2 separate regions of the Mus musculus genome follow, and region 1 is linked to region 2. The links are chromatin loops, found by intact Hi-C in ENCODE. Cell type or tissue: heart. All regions are shown on one strand.

Evidence for each region. A loop is a pair of places that touch in the nucleus more often than their neighbours do. Peaks named below come from ENCODE experiments on the same cell type or tissue, not always from the same donor. Only the 100,000 strongest peaks of a DNase experiment are listed, where the experiment ranks them.
Region 1: it touches region 2 in a loop (1.8-fold over the local background); 2 of 42 quality-filtered maps call a loop at or near these places.

What each region holds. Positions count from the first base shown.
Region 1 is chr7:81,394,434-81,402,433 of GRCm38, reverse strand. The region is part of intron 2 of Cpeb1 (cytoplasmic polyadenylation element binding protein 1); the gene reads left to right. Among named protein-coding and RNA genes, the nearest start is that of Rps17, 53 kb to the right of the region's middle. In heart, a CTCF peak has its summit at 3,298; no DNase peak of the experiment used is centred here; H3K27me3 peaks cover 370 bases.
Region 2 is chr7:81,567,205-81,575,204 of GRCm38, reverse strand. It overlaps Whamm (WAS protein homolog associated with actin, golgi membranes and microtubules), which reads right to left and starts at 3,913. Exons shown (of 10, transcript NM_001004185.3): 1 at 3,296-3,913; 2 at 486-659. The coding sequence starts at 3,883. In heart, CTCF peaks have their summits at 3,494 and 4,248 (motif pointing right); DNase peaks (open chromatin) are centred at 1,594, 2,344 and 3,954; H3K4me3 peaks cover 3,017 bases; H3K27ac peaks cover 4,411 bases.

The DNA of each region.
Region 1 (8,000 bases), 170 kb after region 2:
ATTGCAGTGTGGATGTGTCTTGAAAACACACCAAGGGAAACAAACGTTTTAAAAGGCTGTATAATTGTATGGTTCCATTTTTTGTGAATATCCAGAGGAGGATGGGTTGATTGATTTAGCTGGCTAATGGTGCCCAGAAGGGGTCAGAGGGGGAATAGGAATAGCTCCTGGACAGTTTCTTTAGGGAGTGGTAGAATGTTTTAGTGTTTAGTGTTGTGACACTAAAAGCCATTGAATTGTATAACAAGCATGTTTGTTTTTATGTATATATGTAAATTTTGTTGAGATGGCATCTCTCAGTGTTTCTGAGACTGATTTGGAATTGTGGGATCAGATGATCCTCTTGCTTATTAGTCCTCTCAAGTAGGAGTACAGGAGTCAGGCTAACATGCCTGGTTGAGTTGTATAACTTAAATGAATATATGTGTCTAAAAAGGAAAGAAAATATCTACAGTGCACAGCAGAGAACCTACCCTTAAATTACAGTAGTGTTCTTGAGAATAAGACTCAACAATATTTAAAAACACATACAAAGAGACAATTATTTAGTTAACACATAATAATCAAATTGTTCTGGATGCTGTAACTACAGATGTGAGCAGATAACACAGCATCTGCTCTCTTGTAGCAAAGCTATGAATAGTATGTGTGTGGGTACAGAAGGATGGTAGAAGGTAGCACAAACAAGACTTTCCAGATTATTCCATAAAATTTGAAAACTAAACAGTTGTACCAGATAGGGAATTACTGGAATTACTGGGACAGAGGTTCAGTGGTTATATGATTTGTATGGGTCAGGATGGGTGAAAATTTAGGGAAGACCCTCCTCCCCGTGTGTGTGTGTGTGTGTGTGTGTGTGTGTGTGTGTGTGTGTGTGTGTCTGTCTGTCTGTCTGTCTGTCTGACTGACTGACTGACTGTCTGTGTATCTCCTATTTGAGAAAATGACATTTAAGGGGAGTACCAGGATGACTAATCCAGTCATGTAAAGACTTGTTTAAGACAGGGTCTCCTTATATAACTGGGTTGACTTATAATTCACTGTTAGCTCAAGTTGGTCCAGAACTCATGGTCCTCCTACCTTAATCTCAATGTTCTGGGATCAAAGGCATGTCCATTATGCTCAACTAGAGTGTTCTTAGTCAAGGGTAAGAGAGAGGGCAAAACAGCATGGTCTTAGATTGAGCCTGTGTTTATTGATTAAAGTCATCATTCATATTAAGGGAAATGATTACTTAGAAGTTTTTTCACCTTTGATAATGTTGTGATGAATGTCTTTATTTAGGAATGAGTGTTAATGTGTTTTATTTAGGTGGTATATTTCTGGAGAAAGGACTTAGAACTGATGCTGCTACTGAAGCCGACCCTGAGCCCTGCAAGAGATTATAGTACTGAAAGTACTAAGTTTAGGTTAAGCAGTTACAAAAGTTTTAAAACCCTTGCATGTATGGAAATGCTGTCCCTTCTTGTCCCTTGTACAGTTTGACAGTGCTGCCTCACCTACACTAGTAAAGAAGATTATCAAAATGACTTGTCACCACTGAATGTTGTAACTATAATTTTCACAGCTTGGTAAAGTAAAATTCTCATTTTTATTCCTATCTCCTTAATAAGTGGAACAACCTTTTAAAAGCTATTTGTGTTTTTAATCTTTTCCCGTGGCACAGGAAACTACCAGGATATCTAAAACATGCCTTAAAGAGAGTTGTGATTGTCTCCATTGTTGAAGAAATTAAAAGATGGTAGGCAATTTTTAATCTAGTTTTTATCTACTTCCCAATAAATAACTCAGGGAAAGTGCTATAAAGTCAGCTTATATAACTATACATCTTTAACTGACAAATTGAACTTTTAAAAACATTAATGCTGGCTAGGCATAATAATTGTGAATTCACACTTTTATAGTTCTGTCCCTAAGTATAAAGGTGTGCTTACAAGCATAACTCCCCACTTAGAATAGCTGTGAAATCAGTTTGAGCCAGCATCTTTAGTTTCCTTCTTAATGAACTTAAAAATCCAAACTTGTACTAAAGGATTTAGTTTTATGTAGGTTGAGCTTTTCTTTCCTCCAGCAGTTTGGTGCTCTGAACAAAAAGTAACTGAAGTAACTTTCTTCTGACTGAGTCCAGAGAAGTAACTGCTTAGTAAAGTCAGTATACTAAACTGAGCATCTAAAATAATATATCTGCAGTCTTAAATATTATCTATACATAGGAAATGCAATTAAGTTGTTTTGGAGTGTAATTTGTTTGAATGTTGTATTTATTCTTTTCAGAGGACAGTAAATGCTAACTTGCAGTAAAGGAAAGGATATGAAATTAGAATTTATGATTAAAAAAACAGGGCAGAGCTCTTGGTTATTTTATTTGGAAAAAAAAATACTTCAGCCATTTCATGCTGAAGGACAGGGCAAATTACACTAACAAGATAACTGAAAACTGCTTCCCTGGAGAATTTGAAACCCTTTCCACCCACATCCAGGAACTCTCCATGTGTTCCTTCTCTAGTTCCGTATCTGTTCCAAACACCTCATTTGTGTGATTATTTAGTTTGTGTCTACCACAAAACTTGTAAATCCATGATATCAAGACTTGAAGCTGTTTTTCCTCCGTTAATTGCTTTCCTAATGCCTAATATACAAAATTCAGTCATTAAAGTCTTTTGTAGCCTATAATGTTCATGGAACTTACAGTAAAGTCATACCAGTGTTGGAAAAGATACAAAGAGGGCTGGAGAGATGGCTCAGTGGTTCAGAGCACTGTCTGCTCTTCCAGAGGTCCTGAATTCAGTTCCCAGCAACCACATTATGGCTCACAGCCATCTGTAATGGGATCTGATGCCCTCTTCTGGTGTGTCTGAAGATACCTACAGTGTACTCATATACATAAAAATAAATAAAATCTTTTTAAAAAGGATACAAAGAAAATGCCATAAAAGGACTATGCTTTAAACTTTTCTCAACACAAGCTGAGGATGAGAAACACTGCAGATTACGAAGGAATCTTTATTTGTGACTTTACAAAATTAAATAACCTTTAAAGAACATCAGGACAAAGTGACATTGGTTTAATGGGACCTATGTGACCTTGGTAAAAATTGCTTTACTTCTTTTGAATCATATTTATAAAATGGGCATGACACCTTCCTGCTCCATGGTTTATAAGTTTTATAGCCCTCTTAAACTTAAAAAGTTAATTTTCTTGTTCTTTTTCTCACCTTATTTGTGAAACTGAAGACTGGTGTTGAATTCGATCTTTAAAAGCCTTGGTCTGTGTGGCACCATCCCCATCTGCTGGACTGTGAGAGTTGTGCTACTAAGAACTTGATCATGTCTTAATCACTGACAAAATTACTTATGTTTCAACTTCCAAATGTAAATATTTTACCTCTTTTGACTGAAAAATAAATGAATAACGTTACAGGCTAGGAGGCCACTCAGAGATGAAGGTAAAGGTTTCAGAAATCAGTATTAGGTGTGGTATTTAAATTTTTTCCTATTTGTTGTTGTGTAATTTTATACATTGTTGAGAGGATATCACTTAATTTCTAGAGAATTTAAAAGCTCATTAGGAAATTATTACAAGGCTGGTTATAGTAGGACATACCTTTAATCCCAGCACTTGGAGAGAGGGAGAGGCAAGCAGACCAGAGGCCTAGTCTACATAGCAACTTCTAGGATAGCCAGGACTACATAGAGAGACCCTATGGCAAAGAAAATTATTACAACTAATAAGAAAGCGGATATAAAGCAAATATTCAGAACAAAGCACACAATAATTATAAAACAAGAATAGTTGTTTTCATCCTAATAATAGTTAGAAATTTAAATGAAAAAATCCTGTGCTCCATGACAACACCTTATGAAATAGATATGTAAATTAAATAAGTAAGATGTCTAAGGAGAACCTATTCTGAAGGATACAAAAATAGGATTTTAAAGAGTAGAGAAATTTTTGTTTCTGGGATAGGAAAGATTACTATTAAAGACCTGAAATCCTATAGTGATTAAGAACACGGAGTCAAATCCGTTTAGTGTTTGTTTAACCAAAAACCTTGCATGATAATATGTTCCCACCCTTTAGTCTCTGATGTTTAATTAGTGTTTCCACAAAACAGATTTTGGGTCCTCTTTTCCTTGACTTGTTAAGTGGTCATCTGTGCCTGTGAGTGTTCTGGAATGTTGCAGGGAGGCATTCTTGGGTGGAAAAAAGGGAAAGGAAGGAAGGAAAGGAAGGAAGGAAATAAAAGAAAAAAGGAGGGAAGATGGGAAAGAGGGAAATAAAGGAAGAAGAAAAGAAAGAGTGAGCATCTTGTATCTCAGAAGGCAACGTGGTGGCCCAAATGGAGTGGACAGCATCTGAGAACGCCTAGGAAAGGATGTTCCCACTTGAGAGACTGACATCGTTAAGCAAGAATCTGGGCATATTCCTCTTCTCTTGGTCACATACCTTGTCTTAGAGCTGTGATAAAACACTCTGGACTTACAAGCAACTTGGGGGGAAGAAAAGGTTTATTTTATTTTAGCTTACAACTCTCAGGTCATACTCCATGACTGAGGGAGTTCTCATGGCAGGAACCCGGAGACAGGAACTGAAGCAAAGGCTATGGAAGAGTGCTACCTCCTGGCTTGCTCAACCTTCCTTCTTTTATCCCCCAAGACCACCTGCCCATTGTGGCACTACCCACAGTGGGCTGGGCTCCCACATCAATCACTAATGAAGAAAATGCTGTCTAGACTTGCTTACAGGCAATCTGATGGAGGCATTTGACTTGGTGGTGATTCCAATCACATTCAGGGCATATTTCCCAGGGCCAGTGACCCCTCAGCTTTTGGAATACTTACACTTGGAGCACCTTGAAATCGAGATTTAGTACTTATATTCCTGGGATACCCCTGTTTCTTCATACCATTTTCTTGATGGATTTTTTAGTTCCTTGTTTACAAAATAAGGGTTTGCCTTTCCTTATTAACAAAAATGTGTTAACAGGCTAAAAGTGTGAGCTTGGTTTCTTGTTAACAAGAGATAAAACATTAGAAAATGGAAAATCTTTGCATTCTGCCTTGAGAGAATATGAATACAATAATTTCTTTCTAATTTGAGAAGAATGGAGTCTATTTTTTTCCTAAGATGCAGCAAAAAGGATAACAGAATAAGAGGATCAAGTCTACATACACTAAAAGAAAGCCTGAATTTCCCAGACTCTCCTACAGCTTGGCGTGTGATACTCTGTTAACTGGAGAAATGGGTGTTGCTTATAGATTTCTTCCTAGCAGAGCTGCTTATTCTTCTAGTCTTTGTTCTGATTTCCTGTGGAATGAGATTTTAATATCAAATTTAAACCAGCTCCAAAGAGAGTTTGCTCATGGAATCCAGCTATTTACTTTTTGGACAGCTCATCTATTCTAAAGTATTATGTTCAAGAGAAAACTAGTTTCTTATTTGCTTTAGTCATTGAGGTTTTTTTCACCAAATAAACCTCATAAACCAGAGTGACAGGCCTGAAGTAAAAACCTCGAATTGACAAGTTCTGTCTGTATAGAGCACATCTGGCCCACAGGTAAATCAGTTAGTGTTAATTATGAACAGACAATAAGGACCACCATTTACTTAGGAAAGCTACGTTTTAGAGACAAGACCAAGTTAGGGAAGGAGGAGAAAATGCCTTCTGAGGCATATAATTCAAGGGGAAAGAGATCACAGTGAAAAGTTTTATTATTTTCTTTTTTATTTGAAACTTGGTATGTTTACATTGTATTATCATCCTAATTTCATTTTGTCATTGGTCTCATGCAAAAATTTATTATTTTCTTTTACACTCCATATTTTATTCCCCCAACCCCCATCCACTTCTCCAACTGTTCCACATCCCATTCCTCCTTTCCACCCCCCTGTCTCCACGTGGATGTCCCCACCACACCTGACCTCTAAACTCCCTGTGGCCTCCAGTCTCTTGAGGGTTAGGTGCATCATCTCTGAATGAACCTGGCAGTCCTCTACTGTATGTGTGTTGGGGGCCTCATATCAGCTCGTGCATGCTGCCTGTTTGGTGGTCCAATGTTTGATAGATCTCAAGGGTCCAGATTAATTGAGACTGCTGGTCCTCCTGCAGGATTGCCCTTCTCAGCTTCTTTCAACATTCCCTAATTTAACAGGGATCATTGGTTGGGTGCAATATCTGCATCTGACTCTTTCAGTTGCTTGATTGGGTCTTCAGAGTGTGGTCATGCTAGGTCCCTTTTTGTGAGTGCTCCATAGCCTCAGTAATAGTGTCAGGTCTTGGGACCTCCCATTGAGCCGAATCCCACTTTGGGCCTGTAACTGGACCTTCTTTTCCTCAAGTTCCTTTGCATTTCCATCCTTGTAATTCTTTCAGACAGAAACAATTATAGGTCAGAGTTGTGACTGTGGGGTGGCCCCCCTCTCCCTCATTGATGCCCTGTCTTCCTGCTGGAGGTGGGCTCTGTAAGTTCCCTCTCCCTACTGTTATTTCATCCCTTTGAGTCCTGACAGTCTCTCACCACACAGGTCTCTGGTGTATTATGGAGGGCCCCCCCCCCCCCAACCTCCTACCTCCTGAGGTTGCTTGTTTCCATTCTTTATGCTGGCCCTCAGGGCTTCATTCCTTTTCCCTCACTCAATTCACCCAATATCAGATCAGGTTCTTCTCTCACCCCCTCCCCCTCCCTATCCTCTTCCCCTCTCAGGCCCCTCCTTCCCTCCCTCCCTCCCTCCCTCCCTCTCTCCCTCCCTCCCTTCCCACCTCCCTCCCTCCCTCCCTTCCCACCTCCCTCCCTCCCTCCCTCTCTCCCTCCCTCCATCCCCACCTCCCTCCCTCCCTCCCTCGCTGCCTCCCTCCCTCCCTCCCTCCCTCGCTGCCTCCCTCCCTCCCCACTTTCTTCTCTCCCAAGTGGGACTGAGGTGTCCTGACTTGGGCACTGCAGCTTGTTAAGCTTTTTGAGCTCTGTGGACTGTATCGTGGGTATTCTGGGTTTACTTTTGAGCTCTGTGGACTGTATCGTGGGTTTTTTTCTGTTTTTGGAGTTTTTGTTGTTGTTGTTTGGGGGGTTTTTTGGTTTGTTTGTTTGGCTAATATCCACTTATTAGTGAGTACATACCATGCATGTTCTTTTGGATCTGAGTTACCTCCTCACTCAGGATGATATTTTCTAGTTCCATCCATTTGCCTGAAAAACTCAGGATGTCTTCATTCGTAATAGCTGAGTAGTATTCCATTGTGTAAATGAACCACATTTTCTGTATCCATTCTTCTGTTGTGGAACATCTAGATTGTTTCCAGCTTCTGGCTATCACAAATAAGGCCACTGTGACCATAGTGGAACATATGCCCCTGTGGCATGTTTTCAGATACCAAAAGAGGGCATCAGATTCCATTACAGATGGTTGTGAGCCACCATGTGGTTGCTGGGAATTGAACTCAGGACCTCTGGAAGAGCAGTCACTGCTCTTAACCACTGAACCATCTCTCTAGCCCTTATGAAAATTTAAAATCTCATTTTGGTGTGGACATTTTGCAAACAAACAAACAAACAAAGCAAATTTGCTTGGAGAGTGTTAAATCTGAGCACCTTACCCTATTTACTAAGAAGTATTTTTTCTTCTAGTAATGCTTGTTATAAAAGGTTTGTAGAAAATAGACTCCCCTCCCCCCCAAAATTGAGAGACATTGTACATAACTATTACAGACATTTTGATCAATCTCCCAGTATCTCTCTAACATACAGGTTTCATCTACATGAAGTCTTTCAGAATGTTAATTCCCCATTTCGCTTCCTTTTTCTCTTATTAATTTTTATATTTTATAGGTTTGTATAACATTCTGCTATGTAAATAGAAGCATTATGAATAAAGAGTCTAAATGCATGAATAGAATTCAGGGTTTCCATAATTCAGACTGATAAAAATAAGTATCTGTTTTATACACTAATGAGGAGCACCTCAAGTTAAAACCTTTGCTACATCTGTGCTTATCCCTGCAGGT
Region 2 (8,000 bases):
CAGTCCTACACCCTTCCTCACTTTTTATTTTGAAACTGAGTCTTGACTCTCTGTTGCCCAGGCAGGCCTTGGCCTACCTCCTGCATGGCTATACCTACAGACTTGTGCCACGAGGCCTGACTTTTATTGGTGATGGTAGTTTTATCAGTACTGAGACAAAGTGCAGGGCCTTGAACACTAGGCACAAGGTCTACCACTGATGAACACTTGGGAAGTGGAAGCAGGAGAGTCGATAATTCAAGGCTAGCCTCAGCTACAATGTAAATTTGAGACCAGCTGAGGCTACATAAGATCCTGTCTCTAAATAGATTAGTAAATAAATAAAAATTACATATGTGTGTATGTATGTATATATATGAATATATATGTAAATATATAAAATCTAAATATAAAGATGAACTCAAAGTGAAAACAGACTGAACCTTATATGTGGCTAAAATAATAATACAAAGAAGGTAGTAAGATAAAAATACCAGGAAACATACCAAAATACCAAGCTTACATGAAGTTGCAACTTCTCGCATGTCTCTAAATGGCTGCAGTAAATACTGGAAGAATGTGGTTGCCATGGTAACTAATTCTTGATAGAGCTCATCTTCCTCTTGATAAACTTTCATTAATGCTACCATGGTATTGGCTTTCCCGTGATCTTGAAGAACCTAGAGGGTAAAATGTAAATAGAGCTTGAATCTGGACATTTAAAAAAATCTTACCAAAAATAAATAAAAGAAACCCAATATTAAATTTAAAATACCAATTTTAAAACAGCAATTTTAAACTGTGTGAACATGAAAGTGTTCTCCAACTAAAGGCCCAATAACACAATAGTTAAATAAGATGGCTGGTCTGTGGAATATTATCACAGTCATTCAACACTGTTTTTATGGCTATTTAATAATAATTCGAGGATAACTATGATAACATCATAATTATCATGATGGCTCAAGCCTATAGTCCCAACACTTGGGAGGCTAAAGCAAAAGCATTACTGTGAGCCCGAGGCTAGCCTGGGCTAAATAGTTCCAGGTCAGCCTGAGCTACAAAGCCAAGGTCCTCCTCAAAGCAAGCAAACATAAAAGACTACACTTCTGTGGATGCGACACACTTAGTACTTCTACCCTCCGTCTCTAAGTCCCCGATGGATAGCGCCATAGTATGAGCTTACTAGAATGTCCCCAAGGGAATGAACTTGAACTTGAGGACAATGTAACTTTCCAGTATACAGAGGTTAAGAATTGGGGGCGGGGTTTAAGAAAATAAGAAATGAACCAATTGTGAGCTGGTCTGGAGGAACAGACCTGTAATTCAGCTACTCTGGGACGATAAAGCGGGAAGGGGATCCGGCCTTCACTACAGACTTCACTCTGGGAAGCTGAAACTGGTTCAATCCTGGAACAGAACCTTCTGAAAAGCACGGTGGACACATCAGGAAAAGAGAAGACCTGTGAGGCTGGACTACACAGGAGGAAAGGAGCGGTGAGGGTGAGACTAAGTCTGCCTGGGCTAGAGTTCGAGGGCAGCCTGGGCAACCTAATCAGAAGCTGCTTGAAAGCAGAACGAGGGAGGGAGATGACTCATCACTTAGAGTGCTTGTCCAACATGCATGCACCAGGCTCAGGTCCAACCCTAGTACTAGTTAAACAGCCAAGTCTGATATAAATGATCAGGCTAAGGACCAAACGCTGGCTGGCCCGAAAAGTCTCCCATAGTTTCCTCATAGTATAAAGTGAAGTCAACACCATGAGGAGTAGGTGTGTGAGTTTATAGAGTAAGGTGATCCCAGCTGAGCCAGGGCTGCTGACAAAAGCCTATACTCCCAGTCCTTCAGAGGTGGAAGCAGGAGAGTCATCAGAGTATGGGGGCATCCTGAGCTACATGGTGAGTTCCAGGACAGCCTGGGCTATATGAGACCCTGTCTCAAAACAAAGATCCCACAAACAGAATCCTTCTAAAAGCCATTTTAGTTTTAAAAGACTCATTCTAGATTTAGCTTAAGATAATATACAACAATCAAGATTTTGCTATATGGTTGAATACACCTCCCCTTCCTCAAAAGAAACACAGCAAAACCACTGCTTAATTAATGATGACTCATGGTTAGCTTCAGTTGTGTACTTGACACCTGGGAAGGGGAAGCACAAGAGCAACTGCCTCCATCAGATTAGCCTGCCTCCATCAGATTAGCCTTTTCTTGCTTGCTAGCAAATGTGGGTACCTGGGGGCAGGTGGTCCCGGGCTAAGAAAGGTAGCCATACAGCCAGTAACCAGCCTTCGTCCATATCTGTGCTCCAGAACCTATCCTGGCTTCCCTTGATGATGGAATGTAACCTGTAAGCCAAATAGGCCCTTTCTGCCCAGAGTCGCTTCTGGTCAGAGTGTTTAGCAGAGCAACAGAAAACACACTGGAACCGTGGCTCAATAAGGAAAAACAGGAAATGTCCGAGGAGTGTCCAGAATGTGGAATGAAGCTCTGAAACTTGGCTCTCTTCGTGAAATTGTTGCTGGGTAAAACTTATACATTCTCCCTAAATCTTCCAGTGAAGTGAAAAGTCCCCACTCTTTAGGGTCTGTTAAGTTTACCACACAAATAATGAATGTGTGTGTCTCAAATTATCTGGTCCAAAAGAGCCTTCTTGTTGTTGCCATTAAAGGCAGATGAGTAAAGCCTCACTCCCCGAGGGCTTTCCATCTGCTTGAAGATAATAATAAAAATCCTTATTGCTTGAAGAAAAAATAATAAAACTATCTTTTAAATGTCATTCATCCTCAGACAGTTTTAGCCATCCCTCATCTTCTCCGGAGAACCCCAAATTGCTTCCACTTAGCTTATGTTTTTATTCCGACGGACATGCCTTGTTTTCAGTTTTACTTTCATATTTCTGGCCTTTCCCATTACAACATCCTGCTCTGCCCAGAACAGGGAAAAGGTGAAGCGCAGAGCCTGGCTCAGAACTGCAAGTAAACTTTTACCTAACCCCAGGACTGGAGAGGCTGAGGCAGAGGAATGTCCTGAGTTCAAAGCCAGCCTGGACCACAGATTGAGACCCTGTTTCAAAAACAAAAACAAACAACCAAAACAACAACAACAACAACAAACCAAGAGAGCCAGGCGGCGCGGAGCCGAACTCTGATAATCCTAGCAGAAAACAAAAACAAAAAAACACAAAACACCACCACCACCGTGTTTCAACTTCAAGGTCCCCACTCTCTCTCAACAGAGGCGCAGGTGCACCAGCGACGCCCGGTGCGCATCACGAGTGTCCCGCGGACCCGCCCTCGGCCCGGGGCCTCATACCTGGTGCAGCCGGGTGGCCGTTTGGCCCAGGCGAGCGCGCAGCGTCCTCTCGCGGAACTCGCTCAGGCCCTCGCAGTCTGCCGAGTCACCCGGGGCCGGGAAGAGCACGTCGCGCACGGTGGCGCCGCCGCATCCTTCGGCCGCCAGGCCCAGGTAGTGCTCCAGCTGCCGGCACAGCTCCTGCAGCGCCGAGTCGCCAGGGTCCGCAGGCGCCGGCCACAGGAGCGGCCACAGGAGGGCCCACAGCCCGCGTCCCAGGCCCCAGCCCGCGCCGCTCGCCGCGTCCAGCTCGGGCGGCAGCGGCGGGAAGCAGGGCTCCAGGGCCGGCCACAGCGCCGCCAGCTGCCGGTGCGCGCCGCGGAACCCGGCGGGCGACAGCACCCCGGCCCAGCTACATCCCCCGTCGCCGGCCTCCCGCCGCTCGCGCCGCCGCCGCTGCGCCGTGCGGTCGTGACAGGTGACGGCGAACTGGCCCTTCGCGGCGTTCCAGGCCACCAGGAAACGCAGCTGATGGCGCTCGGGCTCCGGGAAGAGGTCCTCACGCAGCGGAACCCAGCCATCCAGGCTGTCGGGCTGCTCGCTGTCCATGGCAGCCGCACACCCTTAGACTGCGACAGGCCACGACATTTTCCGGGAGCCGCTACTGTCAGTCAGAGGCGCAGAAGCTCCCGCCCCCTCATTCTGATAGGCTGTGTGAGGGAGGCTGTCTGGAGTTGGTTAAGTGAAAGCCAATGGAAAGTCTTTTCGGGGAGGCGGGACAAAGTCTCCCTTTTACAACACCGGCGAACCTTGAACTCTCTAAGTGAACCAGGCTAGCCTTGAACTCGTAAGAGACCACCCTGCTTCTGTCTCCTGAGTGCTGACATTAAAGGCATACAGCCGCTATGTTCGGCAAAGATTTTATTTTTAAGCCCATGTATACATGGGCAGGACGACATCACACCTTAGTACAGATGCCAGAAGAGGGCGTCATGTCCCCTAGAACTGAATACTCTATGGGGCTGTTAACAGCTTAATGCACTCTCTAAAAATAGTAATTCTTAGCTGCTGAGCCATCTCTCAAGCCCCTATCTTAGTTCTCAACATTACAATGAGAATTTCCCTCAACAGGATCCTATTAAGTATGTGGCTCCTGAAACAAACATACTGGCAAGATCAAACTTCTATTTGAACTCAATATTTACTTACTGAGGGCTCTGGGGTGTCAAAAACTAGATCGCAGACACATTTATTTTTGTCAATATAGTAAACTTACTGAGTATCTGCTGTGTTGTTGGTATATTGAGATGGGGGAGAGGGGGAGTGCCTAAATATTTCTGCTTTCCAAGCCAGTCTATGCCAAGCATCATCCTGACAGCAAGGATTTGAGACCTAGAGAGGGAATTTGTCTACAATATATGTGCACCAAGGCTAAGCAGGATGGCCTCACTACTGAAAGCATGCCGCCGGGGTATTATAACAAGCCAATAGAAAGTGCTGCTGCATTTCCTCACATGAGCCCTAAAGATGCCAGTTCTAAACCTGCAGCCACCTTAGATTCCGAGAACAACAGACAGCCATAAAAACCTTTATGATCTAAGGCAAGGTGAACCTTGAAGAAGAGGTCACACCTGTCCTCAGAAGAAGTGATTATCTATGCTAAAAAGCTGTGCCCTCCAGAGCAAGTAACTATTCCTGGAGATGACAAGACCTGTTGGGAAGGACCTTGAGATGAGGGGCAGCTAAACCACACCTTGGTAAAGAATGCCTGCATATGCATATCTCCTTTTTAAATGCACTTTATTCCTAGGAGAGGATCTTTGTCCATTCTGGCTCCATTGGAGCCTTTCGGCTCAGATGCCAAGCTTTGTCCTTCCTTCAGATTAAAACTGAAATCTTTGTCCTCCTTGTATTTGATCTGTTGGCCTTCACCATCCTAGGCCTTCAGTTTGCTAACCACAGAAGCCTCCATAATCTTATGAGCTAATTCTTCAAAATCAATCTCTCCATTGTGTAAGCATCCTGTTAGTTTATTCCATCTAAAGAACCTTGATGTTAATACAGTGTGTGTGCTTGTGTATGTGTGCTTGTGTGTGTGCTTGTGTGTGTGCTTGTGTGTGTGTGCTTGTGTGTGTGTGTGCTTGTGTGTGTGTGTGCTTGTGTGTGTGTGCTTTGTGTGTGTGCTTGTGTGTGTGTACTTGTGTGTGTGTGCTTGTGTGTATGTGTGTGCTTGTGTGTGTACTTGTGTGTGTGTGTGTGTGTGTGTGTGTGCGCTTGTGTGTGTGTGTGTGTGTACACACTTGTATGTGCTCATGCATGTAGGAAGACATACATGTAGGATGAAATGATATTTTATGTTTTTTCCATGTATAAATATATCATGGGCATGACCACATTAAAGAAAAGTAGTCGTGAGGCCTACATAAAGATATGATAAAGAGCCGGGCATGGTGGTGCACGCCTTTAATTCCAGCACTCGGGAGGCAGAGGCAGGTGGATTTCTGAGTTCGAGGCTAGCCTGGTCTACAAAGTGAGTTCCAGGACAGCCAGGGCTATACAGAGAAACCCTGTCTTGAAAAACCAAAAAAAAAAAAAAAAAAAAAAGGTATGATAAAGACATGCTTAGCATGAACCCCTGGTTTCAATCTCCCAAAACAATAGACATCTACATCATTGTTTTTAATATTTGCAAATATTGAGTTAACTATATCACAATTACCTAATGAATCGCACTTTGATAAAAATAGATTAATTTTTAGTTTCTGCCCATCTAAGCAATACTATATGGGGCTGAAGGTAGATAAGTGGTATAGCTTGCTAAATATACTTCAGGCCTTAGGTGGGTCCCTCCCCAACCCTCCCCATACCCCATCTCTGCCCCACACCAAAAACCAAAGCCACAACAGACCAAAGTGGTGAGCATCCTGTATATCCTTCTTTATGTGTATGGGTTGTTGTTGTTTTGTTTTTGTTTTTAATTTTTGTTTTGTTTGAAATGGAGTCTTTCTATATAACCCTATCTGACCTTGAACTCCAGTGGTCATCCTGCCTCTGTCTCCCAAGTGTCCAGATTACAAGACGGTCCAGATAATTTTTTTCATTTTCTTTCTAATATTTTTGGCTATACTGAAGTGATGATATTTTAAAACAGGCCCAACAGTAAAAAAACAAAATCCCCAGATCAAATGACCACATACAGACTTTCAAAGAAACCATTTTTTTCCCCAGTCCCAAACTCTATACATGACTCAGCAAACTTGTATGTCCAGATGGCTTCTGAACACATGGGGCTTCACACTGGCTACCAATTGCATACTTATGCATATGATAGATTGGGACCTAAATACAGCTTTGCACCATCTTTCTCAAGATGTAGTTATTTATTATATGAGTACACTGTAGCTGTCTTCAGACACACCAGAAGAGGGCATTAGATACCATTACAGATGGTTGTAAGTCACCATGTGGTTGCTGGGATTTGAACTCAGGACGTCTGGAAGAGCAGTCAGTGCTCTTAACCGCTGAGCCATCTCTCCAGCCCACATGTTTCATGTCACAAGAATCCTTTTGCCTGCATCCTGTCCTTTCTCATCACCTAATACTACTCCAAGGAAATTGTTTAGAACCTGATTCACACTTCTTGGGCCTCTCAAATAATTGGGAGATATTTTTAAGACCTGGGGGGGGGGGGAGTTTCCTTCTGGGACAGAGGCTATAGGACAGTTTCTCCGGAGGAAGTTGCCAGGTTGGAGAGAGTAGGCCATACCTTCTCCACACTATGCCCCTTCTACTTTGTGGCCCCTCTACGCCATGCTCCCTTCCAGCCCATGGCCCCTCTATTCCATGCCACCACTACCCTATGCCCAGTGATGGGTCTTCAAAGGGACCCTTAAGAGAGCTAGCTCTGTTTACTGCTGTTGGAGTGATAGCTTTAGAGAGGATGGGCTGTTGTTGTGGAGGTGGGAAGACTCATTGAGGTCACTTGCATCTTAGAGTTTGCAAGGAGCAAAGATGATGCCTACAGAAGAAAGAGACCTCGAGGAGTGTCCTAGTTCACCTTCCAAAACAAGCTCCCTTCACAGAGGAAAAGAACTCACAAGGTCACAATTGGTGATGGAAGGGCAGACACTTTGGGGAGGAATAAAACAGACTTGGGGGCGCGGGGGTGGGTAGGGTGGGATCTGCCGGGTTGTGGGAACTTCGAGAGAGGGCCTTCATAATGGGTTTCTCTAGACATGGGAGACTCAGATCTGAGAATGATATAGGCCCCACTGCCCAGTGACAGCCACTGAAACAGCCAGCTAATCACCTTCTCCACCGCTCTTACAGCCAGCCCACTGCTCCAAGGAGTGTGTGGAGGGAAGCCCTACCTTGCTCCTCCTCCTGAGACAGGCATCCTGCTAAAGAGGACCATGCTAGAGAGGAGAGAAATAGAGATGCCCAGAAAACCTTTGAATCAATCTACAGAACTGGATGCTCAATTGCTGACACTGAGAGACCTAAAACTGTGCCACCTAAGAAGGAACAGAAATCACAGGCTCTGCGGAGTCTTCATTCAGAGAGAGGGGAGCACGTCCCACACTGCAAAGGATGGTGGGAGAGAAAACACATAGCCTTTGCATTGCCTCCAGAACTGTTGGCTCAAAACACTTTGAGAAAACTGAGGGGGAAGACACACAGCCCAGGACTGTTAGCGTCTCCATTCTGGCCCGGCCATGACAGCACC